Linked DNA regions of Homo sapiens: region 1 is linked to region 2. A link is an interaction called in ENCODE POLR2A ChIA-PET data of the cell type or tissue named here. Cell type or tissue: Panc1. All regions are shown on one strand. Links, peaks and the distances in the headings refer to the core of each region. The heading gives the core; the rest is flanking DNA.

What was found. Peaks named below come from ENCODE experiments on the same cell type or tissue, not always from the same donor. Only the 100,000 strongest peaks of a DNase experiment are listed, where the experiment ranks them.
Region 1: POLR2A ChIA-PET joins it to region 2 with 10 read pairs; 3 of 35 experiments call an interaction of 5 or more read pairs at or near these places.

What each region holds. Positions count from the first base shown.
Region 1 is chr2:61,595,119-61,602,960 of GRCh38, forward strand. No RefSeq gene overlaps it. Among named protein-coding and RNA genes, the nearest start is that of XPO1, 61 kb to the left of the region's middle. RefSeq lists enhancers at 1,581-2,145, 2,710-3,275. In Panc1, for the core only: no CTCF peak of the experiment used is centred there; a DNase peak (open chromatin) is centred at 3,608.
Region 2 is chr2:61,432,859-61,440,700 of GRCh38, forward strand. The region is part of intron 1 of USP34 (ubiquitin specific peptidase 34); the gene reads right to left. Among named protein-coding and RNA genes, the nearest start is that of SNORA70B, 19 kb to the left of the region's middle. In Panc1, for the core only: no CTCF peak of the experiment used is centred there; no DNase peak of the experiment used is centred there.

The sequences.
Region 1 (7,842 bases), core at 1,584-6,583, 160 kb after region 2:
TCTGTGTAAAAATGAGGAGAATTTTGCTTACATCTGCATAAGGAACTGCGGAAGCACACTCCAGAGAAACAAGGTAGAGTGCGAAATAGTGGGAAATCTTATGTTGTTTTTTTTTTTCTTTTTTGAGACAGAGTCACCCTCTGTCACCCAGGCAGGAGTGCAGTGGCACGATCTTGGCTCACTGCAACGTCTTCTTCCGGGGTTCAAGTGATTCTCCTGCCTCAGCCTCCTGAGTAGCTGGGACTACAGGTGCCTGCCACCATGCCGGGCTAATTTTTTGTATTTTAGTAGACACAGGGTCTCACCATGTTGGCCGGGCTGGTCTCAAACTCCTGAGCTCAAGCGATCTGAACATCTTGGCCTCCCAAAGTGCTGGGATTATAGGCCTGGCTGGAAATTTATGTATTCTATTTTTACTTTTTAAGATGGAGTCTTGCTCTGTTGCCCAGGCTGGAGTGCAGTGGCATGATCTCGGCTCACTGCAACCTCCGCCTCCCAGGTTCAAGCAATTCTTGGGTCTCAGCCTCCCCAGTAGCTAGGATTACAGGCATGCGCCACCACACCCAGCTAATTTTTGTATTTTTAGTAGAGACGGGGTTTTACCATGTTGGCCAGGCTGGTCTCGAACTCCTGACCTCAAGTGATCCACCCTCCTCGGCCTGCCACAGTGCTGGGATTACAGGCATGAGCCACCATGCCTGGCCTTATGTATTTTAGATTGTGAATGTATTATACTGGATGAAAAAAATTACTAGAGAAACTCTACAAATACAAGATTGAGGGGGACATCAAGGAATGACTGCTTAAAAAATAGCTGAGCATCGTGGTACACACCTGTAATTCCAGCTACTTGGGAGGCTGAGGCAGGAGGATCGCTTGAGCCAATGAGTTTGACGCTGCAGTGAGCTATGATAGTGCCTCTGCACTCCAGCCTGGTTGACAGAGCGGGACCTCATTTCTTAAAAAAAAAAAAAAAAAAATAGGCCAGGCGCGGTGGCTCACGCCTGTAATCCCAGCACTCTGGGAGGCCGAGGCGGGCAGATCACGAGGTCAGGAGATCGAGACCATCCTGCTAACATGGTAAAACCCCATCTCTACTAAAAATACAAAAAATTAGCCAGGCTTGGTGGCGGGCACCTGTAGTCCCAGCTATTCTGGAGGCTGAGGGAGGAAAATGTCATGAACCCGGGAGGCAGATCTTGCAGTGAGCCTAGATCATGCCACTGCACTCCAGCCTGGGTGACAGAGCGAGCGAGACTCCGTCTCAAAAAAAAAAAAAATAAAATAAAATAAATAAATAAATAAATAAAAATAAGCAACAAAAAAAATGAGTACCAGGATTCCAGTTGGGGTGATAAAAAAATTTCTGGAACTAGATAGTGATGGTTGGACAACATTGTATTTAAAGCCACTGAGCTGTACACTTTAAAATGGTAATCTGTATTTTATGTACATTTTGCCACAATAATAATAATAAAAATAATAACTAAAAATAAGTGCACAAAGGGCCGGGAACGGTGGTTCATACCTGTAATTCCAGCACTTTTAGAGGCCAAGGCAGGCAGATCACCTGAGGCCAGGAGCTCAATACCAGGCTGGCCAACATGGTGAAACACTGTCTCTGCTAAAAATACAAAAAATTAGCCAGGCCTGGTGGTGCATGCTTGTGATCCCAGCTACGTGGGAGGCTGAGGCATGAGAATCACTTGAGCTTGGGAGGCAGAGGTTGCAGCGAGCAGAGATCACGCCATTGACTCCAGCTTGGGCGACAGAGGGACACGCTGCCTCAAAAAACGATAAAAAATAATAATAAAAATAAGAGCACCAAACATACATACACATACACAAATATAGATTTGTTATCTTCAGACAGAAAGAATCCATCCTAGCCTAATCTATTATTTTGTAAATATCTCACTAATAGATTAAGGTGTGTCCACAAATCTCTTAAGCGAGCAGACAGGTTAAATTAGCTAGTATAGATAAAACTTAGTATTAGAAACATTCACAAGGGCTGGGCATGGTGGCTGACACCTATAATCCCAGCACTTTGGGAGGCTGAGGCAAGCAAATGGCTTAAGCCCAGGAGGTCTGAGGCTGCAGTGAGCCACTGCACTCTAGCCTGGGCAATAAATGGAGAGCCTGCTTTATCCGCCACTCCCCAACCCCCACAAAAGGAAAAAAAAAAAAAATCCACAGGTATATGACAAATGCAAACAGAAGTTTCAAGGTTTATAAAGAACCTTAAAAAAAAGAAAAGACTACGAAAGAGTCAGAATTTACCAGTTCTATTTGTACAGAAGAGGAAAGAAGTCATCGAAATGGAAATAGATCATGGCTGGGTCTGGTAGCTCACACCTGTAATCTCAGTACTTTGGGAGGCTAAGGCAGGTGGATGACTTGAGGCCAGGAGTTTGAGACCATGTTGGCCAACATGGCGAAATCTTGTCTCTACTAAAAATTAAAAAAACAAAAATAGATCCTGGTAGAAAAAGATAAAATAGTAGGCTATATTTATGTGACAGGACAGTTTTTTGTGATGTTAATTTATTAATTGTAGCAGTGTGTTTTGCTCACTACAGTATTTCTCAGCCCCCACACAACCCCGCTCGCCCCACTCTACACAGGTCCTTTGTGTCTAGGTCTTTTGTAATTCCCTTCCTAGGAATTTTGCAAGAGGGAAAGCCAATAGCCGCTTAAAGCCAAACGCTCTTCCGGTCTTTTGTAAAAGTGTTAAAACCAGTGGAGAAAGGGAGGGAAGAAAGAGAGAGCTATCTGCCTGGGAGAGGAATGAAGTGGGAGTGGGGAAGACAAGGAAGGGTCCTGGAGTCTCATGAACTTTATTACTATTTTGGGGACCCAGGGAGGGGTAAAGACTTTAGAGTGGATGCTGGTGTTTAGGACCTCAAGGTGTTCTGCTTGGGCAAAAATGCCCACACCCCATGGAATAGAGTACTATTGCATGGTAGGGGACCACATGGCCTAAGGCCGGGATTTTTGGGCATTACAGGCTAGAAATGTGAGCTCTTCTGGTATCCCAGGTACCACATAGGCTGCCCTCAACAGTGATTGATTATTACATTCCTATCACTTTAGTTGAATGGAAGCCCAAATTTGGGAATAAAAGTAATATTTTCTTATTTTACATATGTGCTAATATTCATACTCAATATATTAGCTTCCTATGAATATCTTTTTGGAAATTTGATTGTAGTAGGCAGAATAATGGCCTCCCAAAGATGTTCCTAGAATCTGTAGATATGCTGCTTTACATGGTGTTATAAATAAAGTTTCGGTGCCACAAAAGAAATAGCACTCGAATATAAAATTTTATTTTTAATTCTTAGCAAGGCAATGTACTTCTATAGAAGGGTGCGCCCTTACAGATGGAGCAATGGTGAGTGCACACTTGGACAAGGGAGGGGAAGGGGTTCTTATCCCTGACGCATGTGGCCCCTGCTGCTGCGTCATTCCCCTATTCGCCAGGGTTAGACTGCACAGGCTAAACTAATTCCGATTGGCTAATTTAAAGAGAGTGACAGGTTGAGTGGTTTGGTGGGAAAAATTGTTATGGCAGAGCAGGAAATTGGAATGAGTCAGGGTGGAGAATGAGTCAGGGTGGAGAATGAGTCAGGGCGGAGCAGGTAATCAGAAGAGTCAGGGTGGAGCAGGTAATCGAAAAAGGTTGCTTCACAAGGAAGTTAAGTTTAAAAGTAGAAGGCAAAGAATTGAACATACTGACATATTAATTCTTTGAAGAGAAATTTAGAACTCATATCTAACAATGGTAAAGAGACTTTACAGATGGCATTAAGAACCTTCATGGTCTTAATGGGGAGATATAGTTCAAAGGGTACAAAGCTACAGTTATGTGGGATGATAAATCTAGAGATCTAATATACAGCATGAAGACTGTAATAAATAATATTGTATACTGGAAGGCTGGTAAGCAATAGATTTTAGGTGACCTTACCACAAAAAAAAAGGTAAGTATGTGAGATGACGAATATGTTCATCAGCTTGACTATTGTTATCACTTTATTATGTATATGTATATTGAAACATCATGTTGTACATCATAAATACATACAACAAAAATAAATATTAACGGCCGGGTGTGGTGGCTCATCCCAGCACTTTGGGAGGCTGAGTGGGCAGGATCACTTGAGCTCAGGAAGTTCAAGACCAGTCTGGGCAACATAGTGAAATCTTGTCTCTACTAAACATTTTTAAAATTAGCTGAGTGTGTTGATGTGTGCCTGTAGTCCCAGCTATTCTGAAGGTTGAGGAGGAAGGAATGCTTGAGAGCCCAGGAAATCGAGGTTGCAGTGAACTATGATGATGCCATTACACTCCAGCCTAGACAACAGAGCCAGACTCTGCCTTTCCGCCCCCTCCCCCTCCCCTGCAAAATGTATATACAAACAAAAACAGGCTAGGTACGGTAGCTTATGCCCATAATCCCAGCGCTTTGGGAGGCAGAGGTGAGTGGATCATCTGACGTCAGGAGTTCAAGACCAGCCTGGCCAACATGGTGAAACCCCGACTCTACTAAAAATACAAAAAAGTTAGCTGGGTGCAGTGATGCGCACCTGTAATCCCACCTACTCGGGAGGCTGAGGCATGAGAATTGCTTGAACCCAGGAGGTGGAGGTTGCAGTGGGCTGAGATCGTGCCATTGCATGCCAGTCTGGGTAACAAAGTGAGACTCCGTCTCAAGAAACAAAAACAAAGCAAAATAATAAGTAAGAGCAGTGGCTTAAGCCTGTAGTTCCAGCTACTTGGGAGGTTGAAGCAGAAGGATCCCTTGAGGCCAGGAGTTTGAGACTGGCCTGGGCAACGTAATGAGACTGTCTCTAAAAAAAAAAAAATTAAAATTAATAAATAAAGGCAAGTGTGTGTGTGTGTATTCATATATATATGATTCATATATGTGTGGATTCATATATATGTATATCTATCTATCTATCTATCTATCTATATATATATACACACACACATATATATATGAATTCAAGATGGGTAGGGGGTTATCCTATATCATTCCAATAAGAATAATTTAATAACAAGGGTTTTGTTTGTCTGTTTGTTTTAAGACAGGGTCTTGTTCTGTCGCCCAGGCTGGAGTTCAGTGGCATGATCTTGGCTCACTGAAACCTCTGCCTCCCGGGTTCAAGCAATTCTCCTACCTCAGCCTCCCAAGTAGCTGGGACTACAGGCGTGTGCCACCACACCCAGCTAATTTTTGTATTTTTAGTAGAGACGTGGTTTCACCATGTTGGCCAGGATGGTCTTGAACTCCTGAACTCAAGTAATCCACCCGCCTCGGCCTCCCAAAATGCTGGGATTGCAGGTGTGAGCCACCGCACCTGGCCATAACAAGGGTTTTTAAAAGCAGATGAATTAAGGAAAAGTGGAGATCGGACAGATGTGATATATAATAAGAAGGACTCAAGGCTGGCTTTGAAGATAGGGGAAGAGGCCATGAGCTAGGGAGTGTGAGGGCCTGAGAAGCTGGGAAATGAAAGAAGCTGAGAGCCTCCAGAAAGGAACACAACCCTACCAACATCTTGATTTTAGTCCAGTGAGAATAAAATCAGACTTCTAACCTACATGGCTGTAAAAGAGTAAATTTACCCAGGCTTGCGAGGTCTGAGGAAAACAAGAAGAAAAAAAAGTAAATTTGTTCGTTGTTAGCCACTAAGGTTATAGTAATTTGTTACAGCAGCAATAGATCATGAGCACATGGTTATGGAGCCAATTCCTTTCTATCTTCTTGTCTCTGCTCACTAGAAATGTCTTTATCCGTAATTTGGTTTTCATTAGAAGGATAGTAGCGTATATAAATGGCCACTCCCACTGCAAAATAAGAACACATTCTGGTTTGTAAATCATCCTTGGGAGGTTTTGGTTAACATGATTCAGTCCCTTAAGTCTGAGCATGGTGTCATTTCTGGAAATTTTAAGATGCCACTCAGGTAATGGGAATGTACCAAATTGAATTTCTGACCCTACCTGGTGGTACATTGACCCATCTTGTGAAGATCAGCTAGCTGGTTCGTTCCACCTTCAGCGATGACATTTTCTACTTGCAAATACCAAATGCCAGATGAACACATGTAAAGGATGTTAACAATACAAGCCAGAAAAATAATAAGGGCCAAAAAAAGTGCAGAGTAAAAGCTATTCAGAAAAATTTGAAGGAGAGCTCTCAAAGTCTTCTGATAGGGAGGACCTGAGAAGATTGCAAGGGAAGGAGGACTTAAATTAGGCATTTATACGAGTAAAACACCAGAGGCAAATGCAGTTAAGGCAGAAGAGATTAATAAAAGATTGAAAGGGCAGATTGAAATTATCTTCTGTGGGAATGTGATGGTTGAGGAATTTGGATTGGGCAACCAGGAGCTAACAAAGGTTTTAGGGAAGGATCACGATGAAAAGTTTGGGGAGATATTCACCTAGATCTGTGGGTTCTGTGAACTAGGCTAGCACTTAAATACAGTCTGAATTCAAACATGAAATGCAAAAAGACAACAGGGATTATCTGGGAGAATGAAGGACATGCTTTTGGTCTTTATTGCTCAAACCATGTCATGGCTAGATGTTCCTCTCAATTTGTGTTGAATAGATAGGATTTCTGTCACATTAGAGTATGAAGAGCATGAGAGTAAACAGTGCCCTCTGAAAAGGAAAATCTTTTAGCTTGAGCAAATTTATTTTTATTATTTATTTATTTTTTGAGACAGAGTCTCACTTTGCCACCCAGGCTGGAGTGCGATGGCATGATCTCAGCTCACTACAACCGCTGCCTCCCAGGTTCAAGCCATTCCCCTGCCTCAGCCTCCCGAGTAGCTGGGACTACTGAAGTGCACTACCATGTCTGGCTAATTTTCGTATTTTTAGTAGAGACAGGATTTTGCCATGTTGGCCAGGCTGGTCTCGAACTCCTGACCTCAGGTGATCCACCCACCTCGGCCTCCCAAAATGCTGGGATTACAGATGTGAGCCACCACACCCAGAATTTTTTTTTTAATTTAAAGGTTAAGGATGCACCGTGACATAGTCTCAGGAGGTCCTGATGACCTGTGCTGAGCCAATTTTAAAAGGAGCTCAAATTCTGAGGCCTGCAGGTTTACTTATTCCAGTGCTTCAGAGGCTAAAGTCCCTCTGGATTCTTAGCTGCATACAAATATTTATTTTGAAATTGAGCAAATTTGTAGAAAAATCTTGTGCCGAGTACTAGTCTCTAAATTATTTATGACTCCAAATTTTCTGCCAGTCTTGACTGTGGTCTGACCATAGATTTTATTTTATTTACTCGTTATTTATTTATTTATTTTTTGGAGACAGAGTTTCGCTCTTGTTGCCCAGGTTGGAGTGCAATGGTGCAATCTCGGCTCACTGCAACCTCTACCTCCCAGGTTTAAGTGATTCTCCTGCCTCAGCCTCCCGAGTAGCTGGGATTATAGGCATGTGCCACCACACCTAGCTAATTTTTTTTTTTTTTTTTTTTTTTTTTGAGACAGAGTCTCGCTCTGTCACCCAGGCTGGAGTGCTGTGGCATGATCTCAGCTCACTGCAAGCTCCTTCTCCCGGGTTCACGCCATTCTCCTGCCTTAGCCTCCCAAGTAGCTGGGACTACAGGCACCCGCCACCATGCCCAGCTAATTTTTTTTTGTATTTTTAGTAGAGACGGGGTTTCATCGTGTTAGCCAGGATGGTCTCGATCTCCTGACCTCGTGATTTGCCTGCCTCAGCCTCTCAAAGTGCTGGGATTACAGGCGTGAGCCACCGCATCTGGCCAATTTTTTTTTTTTTTTTTTTGAGACAGAGTCTCACTCT
Region 2 (7,842 bases), core at 1,325-6,324:
CCAGAGAACCAAAAACCAAGACCACATACCACATAGCCAGAAACAAGGGTGAAAATAAGAGAACAATAAAACAGAAGATTAAGATATTAGTTACAATAGGTAATACATTCAAGATATTAGATAAGCTGAAGAATTCCAGCAAAGTTATGAAGAATATTAAAAAAAGAATCAGGGAGACTGACTAAAGACACCTAGCATTCATCCTACACACAAGAAAGGACAAAGGTTAACAAATAAACAGCTAAGATCTGACAGGTGTGTCAGAGAGACCATCTGAGTGCAGTTGGGGAATGGAGACACACCTGTTGGTGACAAAGTCCAGGAAGGCAGTATGGAAGCATCCAGCCTCTGCAGCCCCATCTCCCCTCACCCAGATGGGATTTGCCTGCAGTCAGCAGGGACTTCCTGATGCAGGGAAAAAGTAAGCAGAAGATCCCTCACCAGCACTCCCATTACCACCACAAACACCTACACTCCTTACAAGTGGCGAATCGGCCAGGTGCGGTGGCTCATGCCTGTAATCCCAGCACTTTGAGGAGCTGAGGCAGGCGGATCACTTGAGGTCATGAGTTCAAGACCACCCTGGCCAAGAAGGTGAAACCCCATCTCTACTAAAAATATAAAAATTAGCCGGGCGTGGTGGTGGGTGCCTGTAATCCCAACTACTGAGGAGGCTGAGGCAGGAGAATCACTTGAACCCAGGAGGCAGAGGTTGCAGTGAACCAAGATCGTGCCACTGCACTCCAGCCTGGGCAACAGAGTAAGACTCCATCTCAAAAACTATAAATAAAATAAAAAGGAGAATCCCACAGTCCTTGCAAGCCCTGAGCCCAATTTAGACAACTGCTGGAAATCCATACAGCTGCACTGCCCAAATTAGGAGCACAAGGAATGTGCTCCCCAACCCCCACCTACCCCCAGTGAAACAAGCTGTGGCAGTGCAACACCATCTTGAAACCAGAGCCACCTCTGGAGTGCACCCTCTGGGGGCCAGTAGCCACTGCACCTCTGCAGCACTTCAGCTCCATCTTCATTACACCAAGGCCACACAGGTGAATGAATGCCACAACTATAGCTGCAACTTTGGTCCCGCACAGCAGGGAAAACCAACTCCCACAACCAGACCACACTTCAAGCCAAAGGAACAGTCTGACAGTCCCATCCAGGACAAACCTGCCCATAAGCCAACCAAGCCACTATAAGCTCTCTCCAAAGTAGTGGAGGCCCGCAAGCCAAAGAGCATGTGATACACCCCAAGGTTAGTGAAGCAGCCATGCACCCTTACTCAGTGCCTAAGAAAAAGGCTCCTAGCACCTCTGCCCCATGTAGACATGCTTCTGGCCTCCCGAACAGCCCTGCGCCCCCAATAAGGGCCTCAGAAACATTACCACAGGTCGTCCCTGATGGGCATCCCCCCAGGCCAGCCAGGCAGCCAAGAGCCCACATCCCAGTCCTAAGAAACAGCCCAATGGGCAACACCTGACAGACACATCTAGGCTGGCTGAGCAGTTGTGCACCTGTGTCCTAGACCTGAGAAACCATGGGCCACTCCTGCCAGGCACAACACCAAGCCAATTGAGCAACCACATGCCTGTGCTCCTGGCCAGAGTAACAGTCCTGTGGCTTCAACCCCAGCAAGCCAGACCCCAAGTTGGCCAACTCACCATATGCATACATGTGTCCCTGACTTGAGAAACAGCCCAATGAGCCAACCCCCCTGGCAAAGCTGCACCACACACTTCCTCATCCTAGGCTGCTGAGAAACTCTCAAATGTCACTAGTACAGATTACAGATGAAGAAACTACATTACTGTGTCCACACAGAACCAAGGCCAACACACTCCACTGATCTAAGATCCACTTATATAAATTAAGTCTTTCCCTATAAAATTTACTCCATAAAATTGAAAGGGGGGGGGTTCCAACAATGTGTAGAAACAATGTAGAGAAATCAACAGAGAAAAAAGAAACATGACATCTTCAAAGGCAAACAGTATAATTCTCCTGTAATAGACCCCAATCATAAAGAAATATATAAAATGCCAGAAAAAGAACTCAAAATAACGATCTTAAGGAAACTCAGGAGGTACAAGGGAATACAGGTAAGAACTTTAATGAAATAAGGAAAATAATTCATGATTTTAATGAGAAATTCAACAAAGAGGCCAAGCACAGCACCTCACACCTATAATCTCAGCACTTTGGGAGGCCAAGGCAGGTGGATTGCTTAAGGCCAGGAATTCAAAACCAGCCTGGGCAACGTGGTGAGACCCCATCTCTACAAAAAAATATAAAAATTAGCTGGACATGGTGGTGAATGCTTATAGTCCCAGCTACTCAGAGGCTGAGGTGGGAGAATCACCTGAGTCCAGGAAGTCAAGGCTGCAATAAGCTTTAATTGCGCCACTGTATTCTATCTAGCCTGGGCAACAGAGTGAGACCTTGTTTCAAAAAAAAAAAAAAAAAAAAAAGAACTCTAAAAGCAGCAAAAGAAAAGCATCAAGTCACAAATAAAAGTATCTCCACCAGACTAACAGATTTCTCAGCAGAATCCTTACAGGCAAGGAGTGAATGGGATTAACAGAGTTAAAGTACTAAAAAAAAAACAAAAAAACAGCTTATCAAGATTATACCCAGCAAAGCTGTCCTGCAGAAACGCAGGAGAAATAAACCTTCACAAACAAAGAAAAACTGAGGAAATACTCATCAGTAGATTGCCTTATAAGAAATGCTCAAGAATTTCATATATGGAAGAGCAAGCAAGGAACAAAGGATATATAATGTAGTAACTAAAAAACAATCAATAAAATGGCAGGAGTAAGTCCTCACCTATCAATAATACCTTGAGCACAAATGATTTAAATTCCCCCATTTAAAAGTTATACACTGGCCATGCGCAGTGGCTCATGCCTGTAATCCCAGCACTTTGGGAGGCCACGACGGGCAGATCACTTGAGGTCAGGAGTTCGAGACCAGCCTGGCCAATATAGTAAAACCTCATCTCTACTAAAATACAAAAATGAGCCGGGCATGGTGGAGTGCGCCTGTAATCCCAGCTACTCAGGAGGCTTAGGCAGGAGAATCGCTTGAACCTGGGAGGCGGAGGCTGCAGTAAACCAAGATCACCCCATTGCACTCCAGCTTGGGTGACAAAGTGAGACACCATCTCAAAAAATATATATAAAAAATAGAAGTTATAGACTGAACAACAACAAAAAAATTCAACAATATGCTGTCAACAAGATACTAACTTCATCTTTAAAGTCACCCACAGAGCCTGGCCAACATGACAAAACCATGTCTGTACTAAAAATACAAAAAAATTGGCTGGGCACAGTGGCTCATGCTGTAATCTCAGCTACTTGGGAATTTGAGGCAAAAGAATCGCTTGAACCTGGGAGGAAGAGGTTGCAGTGAGTCAAGATTGTGCCAGCCTGTGCAACAGAGCACAACTCTGTCCCAACAAAATAAAGACACACATAGACTAAAAGTGAAAGGACGGGAAAAGACATTCCATGTAAACAGAAACCAAAAGTGAGCTGGGGTAGCTTTACATATATCAGACAAAACAGACTTCAAGCCAAAAGTTGTAAAAGGAGACAAAGAAGGACACTATATAATAAAGGCATCAATTCAGTAAGGGGATATAAGAATTGTAAATACACACGCAACCAACACCAGAGGACCCAGATATACAACATAATTAGATCTAACGGGAGAGACAGACCTCAACATAATAATAGTTGGGGACTTCAACAGCACTGGACAGATCATCTAGACAGAATATAACAAAGAAACATAGTTTTCAACTGCATCATAGACCAAATAAAACCAACAGCTATTTACAGAACATTTCACCTAATAGCAGCAGAATACACATTTTTATAGCAGCACATGAAACATTCTCCAGAATTGACCATATTTTAGGACATAAAACAAGTCTCAACCAAATTTTAAAATAACTGAAAAAATCATGTCAGCTATCTTCTCAGACCACAATGGAATAAAAATAGAAATCAATACAAGAGAAATGCTGGAAACTATACCAATACATGGAAATTAAACAACATGCTCCTGAATGACCACTGGGTCAATGAAGGTATTAAGATGGAAATAAAATAATGTCTTGAAACAAATGAAAATGCAAATACAACACGTCAAAGCCTGTGGGATACAGCAAAAGCGGTGCACTGCTAAGAGGGAAGTTTATAGTAATAAATGCCTATGCCAAGAAACTGGAAAGATTTCAAACAACCAATGATGCATCTCAAGGAACCAAAAAGAACAAAACCAAAATTAGACAACGAAGATCAATAAAGATCAGAGCTGAAATAAACAAAATTGAGACTAAAACAAATTACAGGAGATCAAAGATCAGAAAAAAGCTGGTCATTTGAAAAGATAAACAAAATCAACAAACCTTTAGCTAGACTAAGGAAAAAAGAGACAAGACCCAAATAAAAGAAATCAGAAACAAAAAAGGAGACATCATAACGGATACCACAGAAGTACAAAGGATCATTAGAGACTGCTGACCAACTACGCAGCAATAAATTTAAAAACCTAGAGGAAATGAACAAATTCCTGAACACATACAATCTACTAAGATTGAACCAATAAGAAATAAAAAACCTGCCAGGCACGGTGGCTCATGCCTGTAATCCCAGCACTTTGGCAGGCTGAGGTAGGCAGATCACGAGGTCAGGAGTTCAAGACCAGCCTGGCCAATATGGTGAAACCCCGTCTCTAATAAAAATACAAAAAATTAGCCAGGCATGGTGGCAGGCACCTGCAGTCCCAGCTAGTCGGGAGGCTGAGGCAGGAGAATGGCTTGAACACGGGAGGCGGAGCTTGCAGTGAGCCCAGATTGTACCACTGCACTCCAGCCTGGGCAACAGAGCGAGACTCCGTCTCAAAAATAAATAAATAAATAAATAAATAAATAAATAAATAAATAAAAAACCTGAACAGACCAAAAACAAGTAATGAGATTGAATCAGTAACAAAAAGTCTCCCAAGGAAAGTGCAGGACTGATGGGTTCACTGCTGAAATCTACCAAATATTTACAGAAGAATGAATACCAATTCTTCTCAAGGTATTCCAAAAAATTGAAGCAAAGTTAATTCTTCTGAACTCACTCTACAAGGCCAGTATAACCCTGATACCAAAACCAGAAAAGGAAAAACAAACAAAAAAGAAAACTACATGCCAGTGTCCTTGATAAACATAGACACAAAAATTCTGAACAGAATTCTGGCAAACCAAATCCAACAACACATCAAAATGTAATAACCATGATGAACTGGGATTCAACCCAGGAATACAAGGATAATTTAACATACGCAAATCAATGGATGTCATACATCTTAGCAATAGAATGAAGGACAAAAACCATAGGATCATCTCAATAGAATCGGAAAAAGCATTTGATAAAATTCAACATCCATTCGTGATTAAAAAAAAAACTCTAGGCCAGGCGTGGTGGCTCAACGCCTGTAATCCCAGCACTTTGGGAGGCCAAGGCAGGCGGATCACTTGAGGTCAGGAGTTCGAGACCAGCCTGGCCAACATGGTGAAACCCCGTTTCTACCAAAACTACAAAAATTAGCCACAAGCTGTAATCCTAGCTACTCGGGAGGCTGAGGCAGGAGAACTGCTTGAACCTGGGAGGCAGAGGTTGCAGTGAACCAAGATCACGCCACTGCACTCCAGCCTGGGCGACAAGAGTGAGACTCCATCTCAAAAACAAAACAAAAACAAAAACAAAAAAAAAACACTCTCAATAAATTAGGTATAAAAGGAAAGTACACCAACATAATAAAGGCCATATATGACAAACCCACAGCTATCATCTTACTCAACAAGAGAAAGATAAAAGCTTTTCCTCCAGTAACTGTACCTGGACAAGGATCTCACTCTCACTGCTCTTACCCAACATACTACTGCAAGTCCTAGCCAGAACAAGACAAAGTAGTTCTGGGCATCCAAATTGGAAATGAAGAAGTCAAACTGTCCCTGTGTTTGCAGCTGCAGATGACATGACCTTATATATAGTAAAACCTATGCTCCACTAAAAACACACACCTCAGAGCTAAAAAATTCAGTAAAGTTGCAGGATACAAAATCACTATTTAAAAAAAATCAGTGATGTTTCCATATACAAACAATACACTACCTGAAAAGAAATCAAGAAGGCAATTTCATTTACAATAGCTAGGAAAAAAGTCTAACAGGAATAAATTTAACAAAGGAAGTGAAAGACCTAAAAACAGCTGGGCATGGTGGCTCACGCCTGTAATCCCAACACTTTGGGAGGCTGAGTTGGGACGATTACTTGAGCTCAGCAGTTCGAAACCAGCCTGGGTAACAGGGCAAAACCGTGTCTCTACAAAAAATTAGCCAGGTTATGTGCCCCCTCCTCCTGCTGTGCCTCAGCTGTGTAGAGCCACTTGACCCTCATGCCCTGTGCTGGCAAGAACACTCAGGTATGTGCACAGCTCTGATGTCACCCCTCCAGCCTGGCCCTGGCTCCCTCCACGAGGATCTGCTTGCAGCACTCACACTTGGCACCATTCTGTCCGGCCATCCTGTCTCCCCTGCTGTATGTGAGCACTGGGAGGGAAGGGGCCGTTTCCATTTCTTGGAAGGCCCAGTGCCCAGCACCATCCAGCTGTGTGCTGAGCAGGCAGTCAGTGAGCACCCACAGTCAGCCCTCACCACAAGCAGCTGTGGGTACTCAGGTTAGGATATCTGACGGGGACTCCTGTGTGCTCCAAGAAGGCAGCATGGCAGCCCCCGTGGAGCACAAGTGGCCCACACCTGACCTTGGCATGTTTCTAAGAGAACAGACTTGCTGACCTGTGACCCTTGCCTGTGTCTCACCGCAGGGAGGCAGGAGGCTGTGGGCAAAGGGTGGGCCTGGAGACCTGCTCAGCCATACCCTGTCACTATGTGGGTCACACACAGCTGGGTGGAGACCTCATGATGTGTGGCCCAGAGAGGTGTCTGGGTGTGGATTCTGTGGATGGCTGCACTGTGCCATTAGGACAGGGACTGCTGCTGGGCCAACAGGGTACAGGGAGCGGAGGATGTGGGAGGACAGGGGCATCCTAGCCTAGTGCAGGGACCACAGGAGGGGCAGTGTGAGCTCCCCAAGACAAGCTGCAAGGCCCTGGGCATCAGGCTGTTGCTTTGCAACCTTCTCCTCCCCGGTTCTGAGGGCTCACTGAGGCACCTGCCTGAGTGCTACACAGAAAGCCAGCAGCATGGCCGTCCCTCCCGAGCACTCATCTAGGGCATCAGGGTGGGCTGCTTGAGTCCTGTGGGGTTGCGGACATCAGCCTCTTCCTCCTGGCCTCCAAACACCACCACTCTGCCATCCCACACCTCAATTTCTCAAATTCCCTGAGGTCAAAGGGAAGTTGCAAGGGCTGCCATCCCTGCCTCCCTGGTGGTCCTGCTGGAGGATGTGCCCAGACAGGACATCAGGAGGAAGCAGGTCAATGGCTGCTGTATGAAATGTCATGGCAGCTGTGCCCAGCTGCAAACAGTGATTGCGGCTTCCTGTTCCTCCATGGAAGGAACTTGCTCTGCTGCAGAGGGAATTTCTCTTCATGCCTTTTCCCCTCCATTCTTCTTGAAAAAGTTGCCCTTTTTAAATTTTTTTTTTTTTTTTGAGATGGAGTTTTGCTCTTCTCGTCCAGGCTGGAATGCAGTGGCACAATCTCCGCTCACTGCAACCTCCTCCTCCTGGGTTCAAGCCATTCTCCTGCCTCAGCCTACCAAGTAGCTGGGATTAAAGGCGCCCACCACCATACCCGGCTACTTTTTGTATTTTTAGT